Regions from separate parts of the Homo sapiens genome. Here region 2 is linked to region 1. Evidence: read pairs that join two places in POLR2A ChIA-PET (ENCODE). Cell type or tissue: OCI-LY7. All regions are shown on one strand. Each heading gives the region's core, and the rest is flanking DNA. Links, peaks and the distances in the headings are about the cores only.

What was found. Peaks named below come from ENCODE experiments on the same cell type or tissue, not always from the same donor. Only the 100,000 strongest peaks of a DNase experiment are listed, where the experiment ranks them.
Region 2: POLR2A ChIA-PET joins it to region 1 with 5 read pairs; 4 of 35 experiments call an interaction of 5 or more read pairs at or near these places.

What each region holds. Positions count from the first base shown.
Region 1 is chr20:38,820,435-38,824,826 of GRCh38, reverse strand. All of the region lies in intron 1 of PPP1R16B (protein phosphatase 1 regulatory subunit 16B), which reads right to left. Among named protein-coding and RNA genes, the nearest start is that of PPP1R16B, 17 kb to the right of the region's middle. In OCI-LY7, for the core only: no CTCF peak of the experiment used is centred there; no DNase peak of the experiment used is centred there.
Region 2 is chr20:38,729,352-38,733,743 of GRCh38, reverse strand. It overlaps SLC32A1 (solute carrier family 32 member 1), which reads right to left. Exons shown (of 2, transcript NM_080552.3): 2 at 4,372-4,392. Among named protein-coding and RNA genes, the nearest start is that of SLC32A1, 7.1 kb to the right of the region's middle. RefSeq lists an enhancer at 1,715-2,240. In OCI-LY7, for the core only: CTCF peaks have their summits at 1,861 and 2,064 (motif pointing right); DNase peaks (open chromatin) are centred at 2,103 and 2,643; H3K4me3 peaks cover 1,246 bases; H3K27ac peaks cover 367 bases.

The DNA.
Region 1 (4,392 bases), core at 198-4,197:
AACTCCTGATTTCCAGTGATTCCATCCATCTTTGCCTCACAAAGTGCTGGGATTACAGGCGTGGCCGCCATGCCCAGCCTGGGATGGGAATTTTTAAAAACTTTTCATATAGTTTGTTCACTGAAGCTCAGAGAATAATTCCAAGGAAACAAGGACGATTAAAAGCATAGAATTGAACTTGAAGGAAAAAGTCCTACCCTGGGGGACAAAAGAATGAGAAGAGGAAGACAGAGGGCAACGCAGAGAGCAGATTCCAATTAAGTGCATAGCCAGTGTGGGATGGAACTGACATTTGAACCCAGGTCTGCCTAACTCCAAAGGCTACACCCATAAAAAGCAGAAGGAGAAGAAGGAACTGGGAAAATCTCTAAAGGAACCATAACCATCTTTAACAGATCTTTCTCATGAATTTCAAGAAGATTTCAGAAAATCCACAGTATTCGTGACCAGGGAGATGGGGACATTTTGGCCAAAAAACCAGAGAGACCAACTGGTAATAGAACAAATACTTGCTGAAGTCAGTATAGAGTAAAACATGCTTAATGAAACTAAAGGCTAACATTGCAGAACCTATAAACTAGATACATGAAATGAACCTAGAAACAAAGAATGCCAGGTAATCATGGCAGCTTCTGTGTCCAGCATACCTTCCACCTGCCAAGTTCTTTGCATGTAACCTTTCTGGGAATCACTGCACCAACTCTGCAATGTAGATATTGTTCCCATTTCAGAGAGGAGAAAACTGGGACTCGGAGAGGTTAGGGAACTCGTAACTAGGGCTGATGTTCCAGTTGTGTGTGGTTAGCATCTCTTCTGATTAGTCTGGCATCTGTTTTGATTGGTCAGTCTCTATGCCATTAGTTAAGTATTTTTAATATCCCCTCTCCTTAAAAATAAAAAAAAAAATGTCAGACAGGAAAGATGAGCCACGGAGGCATGACGGTAAGAGGAGTCCTTGAAGGAAAATAAATGAAATCTATGCAGAGTAAGGATATCTGATTAAAGTCATAACTTCCCTTACTGTTGGAGCTGTCATCACTTTTGGAGCCTTGGGCAGGAAATATATCTCATCCTAAATTTCATAAAATCTGCTTTCCAAACCCCTATAGGCTCAACCCCCTATGGGTGCTCCTTTTTTCAGTGAGCATTTTTGTGTGTTTTTTGGATTTGTTTTGTTCTTTTTTTTTTTTGAGACAAAGTCTCTGTTGCCCAGGCTGGAGTGCAGTGGCACTATCTCGGCTCACTGCAACCTCAACCTCCCAGGTTCAAGCAATTCTCCTGCCTCAGCCACCTGAGTGGCTGGGACTACAGGCAAGTGCCACTCTGCCCAGCTAATTTTTGTATTTTTAGCAGAGACAAGGTTTCACCATGTTGGCCAGGCTGGTCTCGAACTCCTGACCTCAAGTGATCCGCCAGCCTTGGCCTCCCAAAGTGCTGGGATTACAGGTGTGAGCCACCGTGCCTGGCCTCAGTGAGCACTTTCACTTCATCCGGTAACTCCCAAACCAGATTCACAACAGCAACTGGCCTCTCTCCTCTCCTGTCTGAGAGATGAAACTGTTAGTACAATAAATCAGAAAGTTTCCAGATGCCCTACATTTTGGTAAGTGAAGTTTCCATCCCATAGGCAGGTTTTGAAGTCTCAGTACTGGATCTATGACCTTCCAGGTCACCATGCAGAGAAGCAGGCTGTAGTATTCTGCCTTTAGAGCATTACTTCTGTTCCTCCCCTCTTTGATCTCCAGCCAAAGTTCCTCCACTTTGATTCCCTCCTCTTGGGTATACAGAACTCCAAGCATACCTCCGCTTCCCTCTCACCGGTTGTATTTCCTTTGAACATGATAACTTCTCTATAAGCCATAGTTTCACCCCACGAAAGTGGTATTGCTAACACAATTGAATTTATCTCCTCATGTGAAAATCTCAGGTTCACTTTGTTAACTGCTTTGGTCTACACTCAAATGTCTGGAGCTCTACTACCACACCCATCCTTCTACTCAGCAAATTCCTGAACACTCTGTTTCATACTTGATGCCAACAATAAGTAACTACTAGTTTCAGGGTTTTCTTCTGGCAATTTTCTCTGAAAATTCACTTCCATTTTTAATTTAAATCCTATTTATTTAGCCAATAAACAAATATTTATTGCCATCTATATGAGGTAGGCAATAAAGTAGGGTGGGTCTAAGGATCCCTAAATGAACAAAGCTATTGATCAGAGAGGTCCTGCTTCTAGTAAGGGCAAAGTAGCTCTTTCTGGACCAAACTTCCCACACAAAACTATTACGAACTCTAGACAGAAAAAAAAAAAAAAAAAAAAAAGATTGGAAGGCACTAAATGTGTTCAACTACAAGCAAGTAGAAACTGGAGAGGAGGCAACACCTGAAGGAAAGAAATGGCACTAGATAACTTTCGTGTTTTTAATGGCTTTTTATTTGCGGGAAGCGCCCAGTCAGTGCTGTACTTACTAGCTAAAACTTGGATAGAAAACTACTCTCTTACTATTTGAGGAGTTTAAAGACAGAGTTCAGGTAACCACAGCTGGAAAATAAGGAGAAATATCCCAGAAAAGAATCACAGAACAGTAGCCCCAAATTCTGAGTATAAACAGTGCCCAAATCTCACTGAATGATGTACATACAAGGCAGACTTCAAGTAGTTCAACTAAAGCTAAATGAATTCAGCAAAGATTTCAGATGTTGTCCACCCAAGAAAGACTGAGTTTGGAGTTTGAGTTTGGTCAAGTTAATTGCCTGATTAAAAAAATATATATATTATATTTATATTATAAATTATATATAATGTAAATATAATATATATTATATATATTAATATATATATATTTCTGAGGAATAGAATTCAGAGTCTCTTCAGGTCTCATTCACAACATTTAGGATGTAATCCAAAATTACTAGGCAAATTAAAAACAAACAAACAGGAAAATGTGACTCAAACTCAAGAGAAAAGGCAATCAATGGAGACCAATCTCAAGGTGACCCAGGTGTTGGAAATAATAAAGATTGTTAAAGCAGTTATAACTTTGCTCAAGAATGTAAAGGAAATTATGCTTGTAATAAAAGAACAGATAGGAAATCTCAGCAGCAACATAGAAATTACAAAGAAAAGAACCCAAAGCATCAATTCCACTAAATTCTCACCAGTACCTTCCTCTGCACCTCTTTGGGTGGTGTCTCTCACTAGGGATAGTTCTAATATGTTTATTTCAATGACCATTTTTTAGCACCTTCCAAGTGCCAGGGTCTAGGCAGCCTTTGGGGCAAAAAAATATGTCACAAAGACCAGCTCTTCTTCTCTGACAATGTGTATATAGCCCACTAGTCACTTCTCATATCTTCCCTTCTCATTCAGGTCTTAAATTATAAAAAGAGATGAAAGTCCTGCTGTGGCATCTTTCCAGAGCTTCATAGTGCTTCCCCCTTAGCTTCCAGATCACTTCTGGTGGAGCCATTTGCTCCAAATAAAGCACATAGGAATGAGAGGCAGGCTGTCAGGTTTGACACATGTGAACATTCTCCCTCCACTGGCTGATAGCCAGGTCAGTTCTACCAAAAACTCTGGGACATCACAGGGAGTCCATGGGGAGGCACTCACCATTACAACATCTCTTTCCCCAGTTCTACTCTGCTTTTGCAAAATCTGTTAGGAAAGACGTTCTCAAACTTGGCATTGGAATCACTTGGAGATGCTGGGAATATACAGGACGATCACAGAGAAAGACCACTACAAATCTATCAGAATGGCCAAATTTTTTTTTTTTTTTTTTTGAGACGGAGTCTTGCTCTGTCACCCAGGCTGGAGTACAGTGGTGCGATCTCAGCTCACTGCAAGCTCCGCCTCCTGGGTTCATGCCATTCTCCTGCCTCAGCCTCCTGAGTAGCTGGGACTACAGGCGCCTGCCACCATGCCTAGCTAATTTTTATATATATATATATTTTTAGTAGAGACAGGGTTTCACTGTGTTAGCCAGGATGGTCTCGATCTCCTGACCTCATGATCCGCCCACCTCGGCCTCCCAAAATGCTGGGATTACAGGCGTGAGCCACCGCACCTGGCTCAAATTTTTTTTTAAGACAGAAAATGCCAACTGTTGGCAAAAATTCTTACACACTGAGTGGGAATATAAATTGGTACAACCACTTTTTAAAACTGTTCAGCAATGTCTTATAAAATTAAACACGGGCATGTCCTATAATCCTGCAATTGAATTCCTAGGAATACACCCAACAGAAATTTGTTTTTTTTTTTTGAGACGAAGTTTCGTTCTTGTTGCCCAGGCTGGAGTGCAATGGCACAGTCTCGGCTCACTGCAACCTCCACCTGCCGGGTTCAAGCAATTCTCCTGCCTCAGCCTCCTGAGTAGCTGGGATTAC
Region 2 (4,392 bases), core at 237-4,236, 91 kb after region 1:
CATCACAGGACAGGAGACAGGCATTTATTGCCAATTGATTGAGCACTAGGGGCTGTTAGCTGCCCGACAATTCCAAGTCATGCTCCCAAGGTAGCCTAGAAAGCCCTCAGGGAGATGAGGAGAGATGGAGGCACTGGCAGTGGTTCATGTTCCACAGCTTCAGGTAAACTTAGGTGCATCTAGGGAACATAGGGTGGGCACTGACAACTACCAGAGAGGCCATGTCTGTCTTGTTTCCTGTTGCATTCCCACACATTAGACCTTAGCCTAGTGTGTGGCCTAGAGTGGGTGCTTAACAAATATTTGATAAATAAATCTTGTTTAACTACCAGACCTTGAAACAGGAACTGAATCACACTAACAATTCCTTTAATTGTGCTCTCCCTTCTAGCTGCACCGCCTTCCCTTCTAGACACCACCAACCCCTCTATAGCATCCTCAGCCTTTTCACCCTGTTTCCATCCCACCCCCAAGAGGGTTGCTGGAAGCTTCTGGAATCGTAAAGCTCCCTCCACCCCACCCGCTATGTGACTCTGCTGGACCATGCTGCTGGGTGTCCCTGGTCAGAGGCTCTGCTCTCACTGTGCCTTCCTGGACTCCACAACTGGCAGAGATGGTGCCCAAAGCATCACTGTGGAACCAGCTATAGTCAGACTCTTGAAAAATCTCAATCCAAATCTCCCGGGGGGGCAGAGCTCATCTCCCAGGCCTGGCCTCACATCCAGGACCAGGATTAGCATGAGGCAAGTGAGGCATTTCCTTTGGTAGCAAAATTTAAGAGGGTGCAAAAAATCCAGAAAGCAATATAAATAAAATTTTAATGCAATATTTTTTAAAAATCAAAATTAATGCAAAAGTGAACCATAACGTTCAAAATAATGTAAGCAAAATAACAATATCTGAGGTAAAGAAAGGATGGATATTGCTTTTTTTGCCTTGGTCTCCAGTGTGGCTCAGATTAGTGCTGTACTGATGCTGTGCTATCTGAATGTCACTGTTACTTGTCCTGAAAGCTTAAAAATTTGGGAGGGGTGGCTGGGCACAGGGGTTCATGCCTATAATCCCAGCACTTTGGGAGGCTAAGGCAGGGGGATTGCTTGAGCCCAGAGTTTGAGACCAGCCTGGGGAACATGATGAGACTCTGTCTCTACAAAAAATTTAAAAATTAGCTGAAAATGGTAGCACATGCCTTGCCTGTGGTGTCAGTTGCTCGGGGGGCTGAGGTGGGAGGATCACTTGAGCCCAGGAGGTCAAGGTTGCAGTGAGCTGTGTTCTCACCACTGCACTCCAGCCTGGGTGACAGACCGAGACCCTGTCTCAAAAATGATAATAATTATTTGGGAGGGAAATATACTGATGTCTGCAACTTTTGAATGTTGTTTTTTTTTTACAGGTAGACTGTTGGATGGATAGATGGATAGGTATGGGGTAGATACAGTGTTTTAAACTGTTAATCATCCAGTCTAGGCGGCGGTGGGTGTGGGTGTATGTATGTTCAGTGTGGAATTCTTTCACCTTTTCTATACATTAGAAATTCTTCATAATCTTGAAAAGGAAAAAACGAAAGAGCTATGAGAAGGACACCCAAGGCTGGCTCTCTGAGGTCAAACAAGTGCAACGAATGAATCCTTGGCTGTCCAGGACTGAGTACCCTACCACACCCTCACTCATGGTGAGGATGGAGCCCACCTAGGGACCTGCCCCCTCCTTGACCAAAGCCTCTCTCTGGCTCTTGTCCCTGAAGTCCCCTCTAGAATAGCAAGGCCTGGATCCTCTCCACTTCCTGGATGGCCCCCATGGAGCCTGTTTGGCTCCCTCCCTACCAGGTCTTTAAGTGAGGAACACTCAGTCCCTGGGATAAGACGGTGTCATATAACAAAACATGTTCAATAATAAGCATCCATCCATGTTTGGGGAAAAATGACTAAAAACTTTTGTAATGTTGAGGACCTGAAATAAAGCACTAGAAAGAAGCAATGCTTATCAACTAAGCAGGAGGTGGGGTAGGGGGAGACAAGAAGCATTTAGGACTAGGGTGGAGAACCGTCCTTGCGGGCCGGCAGTTTGCGCTCTCACCGCTAGGGGGCGAGGCAGGGCGGTCTTGGGACCGTGCGATCGCGATCCTGGGTTCCGCCGGCGCACGTGGGTCTTGGTGGTTCCAGGTCCTGGCCCCAAGGCAAGGGGCCAGGTACACCTACACACTTATGCTGCGGACCCAGGTGGGGACAGCTTACAGGGTCTGCAGCACGTCCAGCTAGGGTGCCCCATAAGAACTGATGTGAGCCCTGTGGGGCTGACGCGGATTCCTCCTCTCCTTCTCAATCCGATCCCAGAATGAGCCTTGCCAGAACTATCTGCTCTCTTGGACTTGCACAGCGAGCCCACTGCGAGGAAAGCTGGGACTTCTTCCTTTCAACATCTACCTTTACGCTTTAGTGATGGTGGAGGTGGGGGTAGATGGGTGGGGGAGATGAGAGGTGCAGAGACGGGTGCCATCCACTCCTCCTCCTTATTTCTCTCAGTAGCCTGGATGCGAGTCCGGGTATCGGTGTCCTACCGACCAGGGTTTCGGGTTTCCCTTGGGCGTCTAGGGTGCTAGTTCTCCCGCCCCTGCCACCCTCAGGATTCGCCCCCTAGGACAAGAGACGCTGCAAGCTGAGCACAAAACCTGGAGCCAGGATTAGTGGAGCGGATCCAGGCGAGCCCGCAGAGTTGGCGCCGCTATCCGGAGCCTGCCTAGTGTCTCCTTCGACCTTTTAAAGACGGGAAGGACAGAGATGGTGCAGCGTGACGCTCCCACCTTCCCTTCCACCATAGAAGTCCGGGATTTTTCTGAAGGCGACACACTGACTCGGAGAGCACCCCAGGGTCCGTGGACCCGCTGAGAAACCTTGGGAGTTGGGGCGGGGGAAGAACAATCAGCTCCCCACCCCACCCCTCGGCCCCAGGCCTGGGAGACGTCAGTGGTCATGGGAAGACGAGAAACTGAGGACCCTTCAGCCAGTGCCGGATCCTGAACACGCGACAATAGTGACCCCGGGGAATTAGGCCGAAGGTAGCGGACTTCTCAGATGGCCCGTTTTAAAGCATTAGAGCCACAGTGATGGCTGAGGACACCGGGTCCTATCCCTCCTCCCTTCCCACTCCAGGTCTGTGGCCGCAGAACCAGGGTGATGCGAGGTCACCTCTGTCGCAGGCGCTTTAGGGAGCACGCCCACCCGGATGCTCGGCACACACGCACACACGCACACACACTTACCAAGGTTCTCACAACACACGATGCAGCCTGCCCCACCCCACACGCATATCTTCACCTAGCCTCTCACATGCCCCTTGCAAGCGGGCGGGGAGCAACACACACCCTACTTAGGCATTCTCCCTGGCTTCTTTCCCGTGCACCATTCGCACCTGGAGAAGTCGTTCCTAACGAAGCCTCTGCCTCCGTGGTGACAGCGGACCCTGGAACCCACCCAGCGGACTTGCACTCCCAGCTCCCACCCAGAAAGTCTGACTCTGACCTTTCCCAACAGTCCCTGGACTGGCCCTCCTGGAGTCAGTGCAGGTGCTGCGCCTGGAGTGGGATCAGCACAAAAAAGACTAGATCTTTCGGGTAATTCAGGCAAACACTTTATCAGACAGGCTGCGCAAGATAGGGGGAGACTGGGACCCTACAACTTGAGGCTGTTGATTCTAGAGTCAGATCTCTTTGCTATGGCTGTGCAAACCCCACCTTGGATTGCACGGCAGGGTTCTCCTGGGTGGCAGATGCCTCCTGCCGGGCCAGATTGGCTCGTGGCTCTGGGGACCTGGTGAAAGGCACAGCCCACTTCTGACTTCCTTTGTAGCCCTCTTCACAATCTGAAGTCACGTTGTGGATTCCTGCCTGTCCTTGTTTATTGCCTGTCTCCACCTCACTAGACTGTAAGCTCCCGGAAGGCAAGGCTGAGTTTCTTTCCCCAGGTTTCCAACACTGCCCCAGCCCTGATTGGCTGTTTATAAATATTTGTTGAACAAATTTATAAAGTTCTGGTACATAAAAGCTCCCCCTGTCCCTCTCTGTTTTGAGGTTGGAAGTTGAGAGCTTCCACCAAATTCTCAGATGGACCCGCCCCCAGGGGAGAGATTCGAACAAACCTCGACCTGGCAGCTGAGGGGGCCGCTACAGCACTCTCCGTCTTCAGCTTCCTCCTCACACCTGAGGAGCCTCCTCGCCGCCAACTAATCTTTGTACTCCCTAGAGCCCTCCCCGGACCCTTTAACCACAGCTGCTCACCATCTCCGGTTTCAGCCGGCGGGAGCCAGTTCCCACGCCTCCCAGCGCCAGGGGATCCCGGCTGGTACGAACACACAAACCCGACACCGGGCCGCGCAAGCCTTTGTCTCTTCTTTATT